3 separate regions of the Homo sapiens genome follow, and regions 1 and 2 are each linked to region 3. A link is a contact called in ENCODE Hi-C or POLR2A ChIA-PET data. All regions are on one chromosome and are shown on one strand. The core of a region is the stretch at or near the end of the contact, and the rest is flanking DNA. Distances in the headings are between cores, read along the strand shown.

Region 1 (2,700 bases), core at 91-2,590, 410 kb after region 3:
CCTTCCTTCCCAGCATTGCACAAAAACAGGGTGTGAGCAGGGGGTCCTTAGGCCCCAGCACTCATTTCAGAGATCGTAGCCACCAACAGAGGCCACGCCTGCAATTTATGTATTTACCGACTGGGAACCAGGGACTCGGAGAGGGGATGTAACTTGCCCAGAATCACACAGCAAAGCGTGTTCACAGAGACAGCCTGGAATATAGGACCTGTGACCTCTCCCCTGGGCTCCTCTGGCTTTGGCCCAGAAGTGCCTGGGAGGAGGGGGTGCTTTGTGAGCCAAAAGCACCAAGGGCATTTAGGGATCAAGAACTCTGGTCCATTGCAGGCAAACTTTGGGGATTCCTCCTACACACTCTCTGCCAGGTACTCAGGGATCCTTGGCAGCCCTGGGCACCCTGCTTGAGTGTCCTCTCTGGTACAAACCCTCCCTGTCTACCCTGACCATACCCCAGCTAACAGCCCCAGCCCCTCCCGGCACCCCAGGGCCAGAATAACAACTGCCAGCCGTTAGTCATACTTCGCACCCACACCTGCCCTCCCCAGGGTGGCCTCAGAAGCCTGTTCAGAGATGCGGAGACAGGTTCCAGAAGTGAAACCTTGAATCAGAAGTGGGATTATTGAGTCACAGACTCTCTGAGTAAGAATCATCTATTAGCTAGCCTTCACCGAGAACTTACATTGTATTAGGGGCAATTTTCATGCATTTTCCGATTTAATCTTTACAATAACCCCAGGAAAGAGGGGGATGGGACAGAGAATGCTCCCCCCCTGCCCCAGCCTCAGAGGCTCTGCCTAGCGGGCTACTCACTTCAAGGACTGCAGAGCTCCCAGCCCTGGGAGCAGCTGAGCCAGCCGGGCTGCACCTTCATCCCCCAGAGCATTGCCTGAGAAGCTGGGGGTGGGGAGAAGGGAGGGGAGAACATTAGCAGGTGGGGAGTGGGTTGCTGGCAGCATGGTCCCTGCATTCCAGTTACTCAACTTCCTGAAACTGGACACAGCCCTGGGCTGCCAGGCCAGATCTCAGCAGATCTGGCACGGGCAGCTGGGGTCTCCCCCAGGTTCTTATTCTGAGGTTCGTGGACCTCTGAGGGACCAGGGGTGAGCCTCCGAGCGTGTCAGACATGGGGGATCTGTATCTTGGGAGGAAGAGTCACAACTTTCACCAGATTCTCCAAGGGGTTTCTGACTTCAGCAGGGAAAGAACAGTTGATCTAAATCTTAAAAACCAAACCCAAACACCAACACTAACTCACTGTAATTGGCCCCACCCACCCACCTTCCAACACACAAACCACTCACTCGAGGTGGAGGTGACCGAGGTGGCAGCTTCCTCCCAGAGCCTTGCAGAGCTGCTCTAGGTGCTTTTCTTGGAGGCCACAATGTGTCAGCCTGCCCAGGGACAAAAACACAGTGCTGCATGCCCCACTGAACAGAGGCGGGAAGGAGCCGCTTTCCCACCCCCCAGACACAGAGGCAGAGAATGAGGCTTGCAGGAGAGGAGGGACTGGGATGTATCTGGCACCTAGACAGACGGACAAAGAGGGACCAACACACACGACACCCACAGGATGTCACATATAGGCAGAGGGTGGGCAGAGACACAGATGGAAGGAAACCAAGGCACAGAGACCTCAGAGAGAGAGAGCAGATCAGAGGAAGACAGATAAGACTGAAATAACAGTTAAATAAACTGATAAAACAGAAATACACGATGAGAGAGGGAAGAAATGAGAGAAACAGGCAGAGGGACAGAGGGAGATTAGGACAGACAAAGACCAAGAGAGAAGGGGGGAAGAGTGCTGATGGGAGCCCCCAGGCCCAGGCACCAGGATCATGACAGAAGGAGCCCAGTGCTCCCCTTCACCTCTTTTCAGAGTCTCCACAACCCCTCAGCTGCTGGGGGTCAGGGAGCTAAGGGGAGTGGGGTCTCCTGGGCTTGGGAAGGTGGTTGACGGGGCTGCCTTGTGAGCCCTGTCTGGGGTGGGCTGGGCAGGGGAGGTAGGAGGTAGGGAAGCCAGGCCATGACCCCTGGACACAGCAGGTCAGGTGTCCTTCAGGGAGCATGTGGGGCCTGGGCACAGGTTTGGGAGCAGGCTCTGAGCAGGGGAAGGGAGGGGGCTGGAATCACACACAGGGCTGGAGGCCATCACTGTACCTCATCCTTCGGGAGCTCAGAGGCAGCTCAGAGGGCATCTGGAGCATGAGGCTGTCAAGAAATGCAGCCCTGGAGGGACATCACCAAGGCCAGGCTGAGCAAAGGCCATGTCCGCCATCTCCAGAATCCATCCTCAGCCTGGCCTTCCACCATCGAGCCCTATCCTCCACCTAGAGTCAATCAGACCTTGGTGCCAATTTGGCTTCTCCACTTCCTGGTTGTGTGACCCTGGACAAATCACAGCCTCTCAATGGGAGACTGTATGTGAACTGCCTTAGTTTGGTGCTTGGTGCATACATGGCAAGTACTCAATTGACCTTGACTGCTATTATCATTAATCTCATCCTCCTCCTCATCTGTGCTTCAGAGATGTCAGCCCCAGCTGGAATCGAGCCTTCAGTAGTCCAGACTCTACAGAAGAGATTGTGGGTGGGCTCCGGGAGCAAAGAGCTGAGTCTCTACCCATGCGCTAGGCTGGGGCAATCCAGGACCCTAATGGGTCCTTGTGTGAAAGGGATACAGAAGTTCCGACCAGGACCAGAG
Region 2 (2,700 bases), core at 83-2,582, 300 kb after region 3:
GGAAACAAAGTGCTTAATAGGAGGGTTAGCTGTTACTGGTTACACGGAAGCCCGTGTCCAGGGGGCTTACCTGGAGGTCCAAGCGGGAGTCAGGTGGATAAAGGAGAAAGAGGTGTTATGTGGAATAAAGGAGGGACCTGGGAGCGGGGCTGAACTTTCAGAGAGGGGTCCTCTGGCTGGTTTCATAAAACTGGGCCTGAGCCTAGAGAGGGGGATGTGGAAGAAACAGCAGGGTCAGAAGCAGCCCCATTTTGGGTCCTGAGGCCAGAGAGGCTTTCACAGACCTCTAGGTGGCCAACCCAAACACCCGGGAGACCCAAGGAGGAGCAGATGGGTGGCTGGGACTGCTGTCCAGTTGTGGGGTAGGGATATGTCAGAAACTGGTATGGGCCTGCACATTCATTCTATTCATCCATGAATATTTATTGAGTTTGTACAATGTGCCAGGTTCTGTGCCAGTTTAACAGGTTATCACTGTTAACTGGCAGTGATTTAACAGGTTATCATCTGGAATGCATGTCCCCATGCAGAAGTGACTACACCAACTTATTAGACTTGTGGGGTGGATTTTCATTTTCCATTTCCTTTCTTAGATCAGTGAGCCCGTCAGGTCCCTGCTGAGGAAGGAGCTGACGCAGGGACGTCTGAAACTCATTTGTTACCCTGAGCATATAACAAATAGAACACAGTCACAGTATTAAAAAAACAGCAGGAATTAATTAGGTGCAGGCTACGACACGTATGCACCAAGGACATGTTTCTTTCATCAGAGTCTGCAGCTAGTTACTTGGAAAAAGCCAGTTATGATTGTAAAAATTTTATTCTCAATAACAATTCCACTAAAATTATACAAAGTACATTCAATACTTAAGAATGGCAAAGGTGGGGAGAGGAGGAGAGGAAGCCAGTTTGGCCTGGAAGCATCAACAGTTGACTCCAACAAAGGAAGCCCAGCTGGGCTGGAGGAAGTTGGGGGTGGAGGTCCGGTTGTAAAAAATAAAAAAGGGGATCGGTAAAAAAAGGCCACCCACAAGGAAGCAGAGTGAGCGTGCATGTTCCTGGGGGAGGGCAGGAGGCTCAGCTGACATGCTGCTGCTGGGCACTGGAGCTCAGGCGGGCTCCGAGTTGGTGGGGGGCAGGTTTTTATGCTTGAAATACTGCACAACTTGTTGGGGCAGCTCCGCCAGCACAGCTTTGGCCAAGGTCTCTTTTGCTGCCTGCAGGGTGGAGGAGGGTGGGGTGGGGAAGAGAGAGAATAAGGATTAATGACCGGAAGTTGTGAGCGGCACTATGCCCAGAGGGCTGCTACAGCAGGTGTCCATTGAGGACAAAATTAGGGCTGCGGGCCAGGGCTGTCTGCAAGTGGCATCCCTCATCTCAGCCCAGGCCAGGCCTGAAATTCCCCCTGATCGCAGTGCCTTCCTTTAGGTTAGGTGTAAGTGTTACCTGGAGCACTTGAGATGCTTGGGAGTAACGGGTTAGGATGACTCCGTCTGCGGGAAGCACCTATGTGTCCGGCAAACATCTCCTGAGCACCTTCTTGGCGGGAATAAATGGGCCTGACAGTATGGTTCACTAGTGAACAGCCAGCCACAGGCCAGGCACATGGAGGTACTCGGTCACCGACCTGTGCATGAAGGGGTGACCGATGCCCAGGGTTTGTCCTTAGGAAGCGAATGCTCCAGAGGAAGGAGTAGAACCATCGCAGGCAACCCCAGAGGATGCTGGGAAGAGAGGTGAGGGCCACTGGGTGCAAACCAGCATGGGCAGTTCTTGCTGAGGCTGGGTTAAGCCCCCAGCCAGCAGTATGGGGGTGGCATTACAGTACAGCGGTACAGTGGAGAGACTGCTCCCCTATGGGACTCCTCATGGACCCTGCTGCTAGGGCAGTGATCAGGAGGCCAACCCCGGCCTCCTTGTGGGCAGATCTGGGATCACCTGCAAATAAAGCCAGAGCCACTTCCAGGAACAAGGCTGGGGACACCATTCTCCCAGGCAGAGGGCTTTAGGGAGAGGAGGTCAACCTAAGATGACTGGGAGGCCTTGTTTTCCGTCTACAAAATGAGGGGGCTTGCTGGGGCGTGATGATCAGGAAAACCCCTCTCTCCTCCTGCACTTTACACCACATGGATAGCCCCAGCCTCTCATCAGACCCCACTAGAGGGCAGGTCCTCCAGGAAGCCCTGCCCCAGAGCCTCAGGCTAGATGCCCACGGCTCCATGTTCCATCAGTTTGTGGAAGCAAGTGCTCACACTATCACAATGGCCACCACCGGGGCAAGGCCTGGCACGGCGCCTGGCACATGGCAGGCCCTCAGAAGAGCATAGTCAATGGAGTGGAGAAGTCTAGGATTGGGCCAGACAACCCCAAGACTCTCAAGCTTGATTATGAGCTATGGTGGCTGGGATCCTGTAACCGCCCCCTCCCAGCCCAGGCCCACACTCACGTTGCGGAACTCTCGAAAGGGAACGAACTGCACAATATCGCGGGCTGCCTCCTCCCCCGTGTGGGAGCGCAGCATGCGGCTGTCCCCATCCAGGAACTCCATGGCAGCGAAGTCCGCATTGCCCACGCCCACGATGATGATGGACATGGGCAGCTTGGAAGCCTGCACCACGGCATGCCGTGTCTCCTCCATGTCACTGATGACCCCGTCCGTGATGATGAGGAGGATGAAGTACTGCTGCAGGGAGGGGGCCA
Region 3 (2,700 bases), core at 122-2,621:
TAAAATTGCTATGAATATACTTGTACTAACTTTTTTGTAGACACATACCTTCATTTCTCTTGGTGGATTTGCGGGGTCATAGACATTACTTTTACTACACATCTTTAGTTTGGAATTTTGTATAAATACAACAAAAGGGGGCTAGGCGGTGGCTCATACCTGTAATCCCAACACTTTGGGAGGCTGAGGCAGGCAGATAACTTGAGGTCAGGAGTTTTGGACTAGCCTGGCCAACATGGTGAAACCCCGTCTACTAAAAATAAAAAATTAGCTGGGCATGGTGGCACAACCCCAGCTACTAGGAAGGCTGAGGCAGGAGAATCACTTGAACCCAGGAGGTAGAGGCTGCAGTGAGCCGAGATTGTACCACTGCACTCCAGCCTGGGTGACAGAGTGAGACTCTGTCTCAACAACAAAATTAAGCCAAGTAGGGTGGCACGCACTTGTAGTCCCAGCTCCTTGGGAGGCTGAGGAGCCAGACCCTGTCTCAGAAAAAAAAAAAAAAGAAAAAAAAGAAACAGAATAGTATGTGCCAAAATATCAATATTTTAATACATGTACTGAAAGATACGGCACAAATATCCGCAAAACTTTGAAAAGGAAGGAGCAGATGCAAAGTATGACTGTAGTACCACTGAGGGTCATGAGAAGATTTTAGGTGAAATACAGGTGAACGTTTCATCAGTTATGTATGTATGCTAAAGTGTTAATGCATACGTTCTAATTAAGGAAGGCGATATTAGTTTTCCATTTATGACAATGATATAAAGTTTCCTCTTTAAGAACTCCTATTTAAAAATAAAAATACTGAGTACATAGTGGCAAAGGTGGTAAGAGAGTATCACAGAATTCGTGAAGTGGTGAGGAAACGGCTGGCTTTCGGGAAACAATGGACTAGGCTCTCTGTGGCCGTGTCCACCTGTCCTTCCAGTGGACTTGGCAATGGACTTGAGAATGGGTCTGCGACTGCCAGTTCTGTAACCAACAGGCTCAGGCTGCGTGACTTTCGTACCCCGAGCCCTCTCTGAGGCTCTGCCAACTCCATGAAATGGGGGTGACAGGCCCTGCCCCGCTGCATCTGCCCCTCACAGACAGCGGAGCAGGGCCGAAGCTAGCCAGGCGGCTCGCCCGAGCCCGCGCCGATGCCCTTCACCTCACCTTGCTCGTGGGCCGCCCCAACGGCCTCTTCCCCCCACCGTCGAACCCAGCTGAAGCCGGCCTCGCGCCCCCTCCGCGCTCCCCGCCTCTCCCCGGCTTGGCAGCCCCCTCACCGGGCAGGCATCGCAGCTGCAGGAGCCTCCAGCCCGCCCGGCCAAGCGCACCAGATACCGCCGCCGCCGCCATTTTGGAAGCGGGCACGTCGCCCACGGCGACGCGACCGGTAGCTACGGGACCACGGCCCTAAGGAGGGCGGAAGTCGTCGCTCCGTGGAGCCTCCTCCTCTCGCGAGAGGCGCAAGGCGTGGAGTCGACGGCTGGAGAGAAGCCGGGAGCGAGCCCAGGCGGCAGGTGAGAGTGGTGGGGGCCAGCTGAGCGCCAGAGCTCCCTCAACTGTCCCCTCCCGGCCCACCCTCGTTCCCACATCCTCTCATTTTCTCTTCCCACCCCGTTCCTCGATGGGAACGCAGCCACGGCCGCCCCGCTGAAAGCCCCGGCTGGTTTATTCCTGAGAAGTCGGTGTGAGGGGCCAGGGCCGGCCCTAACCTCCCTGGGGTCCTGACTGGGAATTTCTGCCGTTCCCCGGCTGCCTCGTCCCTTGCGCAGCCGGCCCTACTCTGAGGCCCCGGGGACACCACGCTGAGGAGAAACGGCTCCGAGCTTGGGATCGGGGAGACCTGGTTCTGAGACCCGGTCCTACCAGTAGCCAATCGTTGTGACCTTGGGCCTCAGTCCCCGTGACGTTTTGGTCCCTGGGGGTTCCTGGCAGCAAAGCACGAAAGCCTTGGAGTCGGGGGGTACCTGAGCTCACGATTGTAATTTCGAACCTGCAACTTGTCCGAACCCCCAGCGTGTTGAGTTGATATAATTAAGTATCCAGATCGGAAGGATGCTTGTTACTAGAACAGACAGCTAGGCCTTTGTCCAGAAGGATTGATTGAGTGGGTCTGGGTGTGGTCCAGGAATCTCATTTTAACCACTCCCTCGGGTGATTTGTAGGATCTGCAAGTTCGGGAAAGGCTGGTGCCCTTCATTCTGACATTACTGAGTGCCAAGCTCTGGATGGCTCAAGGAGGTCACGGTCTAGCCACTAACAGAGCACTTCACGGGGGTGTCATCAGAGAAGGCTTAGTAGGAAGAAGTAAACGGTTTTTGGGCTAAGAGTAACTGACGACAAGAGCATGTGATTCTGTCGATTTTGTGTTTGCAGTCAGACCCCATCATTGTGTCTGTTAAAGTTGTGCTTTGCACACCCCTTGTCAAATCTAGTCTTTTCAGAATATCCGGCTCCCCCCTGCACGGGTGCGGGGAAGACCTCCTAAGCCAAAACTTACCCCAAAGGTTAAAATTTTAGATCCATATTTCTGGTTTTAGGTAAAACACTCCTCTCCATAAGGATTTGTTTCTGAGTTCTATCCATCCATCTTTGAATGAGCCTTTCCTGTGGAAACTAACATTTGGGTATCCTTTCTGAAACCCTAATTCCTGACACACGCCAAATGCCTGGAGACGTTCCTGTTTCATTGTTGATTCTCACTTTTTA

Evidence for each region. Hi-C counts contacts between places; a loop is a spot of excess contacts on that map. ChIA-PET counts read pairs that join two places held with the same protein, here RNA polymerase II (POLR2A). Pooled maps may share reads with other maps.
Region 1: a loop to region 3 is called in a pooled map, with 4 times the contacts of the local background. The contact joins the enhancer-like site here to the promoter of COQ9 in region 3. A Hi-C loop is called at or near these places in 4 of 50 pooled maps. POLR2A ChIA-PET finds 5 or more read pairs at or near these places in 2 of 52 experiments (GM12878 and T-cell).
Region 2: a pooled map shows a loop between it and region 3 (2.2-fold over the local background). The contact joins the enhancer-like site here to the promoter of COQ9 in region 3. A Hi-C loop is called at or near these places in 1 of 50 pooled maps. POLR2A ChIA-PET finds 5 or more read pairs at or near these places in 2 of 52 experiments (AG04450 and K562).

Annotation. Positions count from the first base shown.
Region 1 is chr16:57,040,176-57,042,875 of GRCh38, reverse strand. It overlaps NLRC5 (NLR family CARD domain containing 5), which reads right to left. Exons shown (of 49, transcript NM_001384950.1): 17 at 2,158-2,226; 18 at 1,302-1,391; 19 at 811-894. Among named protein-coding and RNA genes, the nearest start is that of CPNE2, 51 kb to the left of the region's middle. RefSeq lists enhancers at 624-723, 994-1,043. Within about 2 kb of position 1,340, at least 9 of the 41 ENCODE cell types and tissues checked have a DNase peak (open chromatin) inside an H3K27ac peak, as active enhancers do; they include GM12878, where a contact is called at or near this core.
Region 2 is chr16:57,146,068-57,148,767 of GRCh38, reverse strand. It overlaps CPNE2 (copine 2), which reads right to left. Exons shown (of 16, transcript NM_152727.6): 15 at 2,447-2,683; 16 at 399-1,217. The coding sequence ends at 1,110. Among named protein-coding and RNA genes, the nearest start is that of PSME3IP1, 39 kb to the left of the region's middle. RefSeq lists a silencer at 777-1,071. Within about 2 kb of position 1,332, at least 13 of the 41 ENCODE cell types and tissues checked have a DNase peak (open chromatin) inside an H3K27ac peak, as active enhancers do.
Region 3 is chr16:57,446,150-57,448,849 of GRCh38, reverse strand. It overlaps COQ9 (coenzyme Q9), which reads right to left and starts at 1,371. Exons shown (of 9, transcript NM_020312.4): 1 at 1,272-1,371. The coding sequence starts at 1,344. It overlaps CIAPIN1 (cytokine induced apoptosis inhibitor 1), which reads left to right and starts at 1,465. Exons shown (of 9, transcript NM_020313.4): 1 at 1,465-1,508. RefSeq lists an enhancer at 1,259-1,553.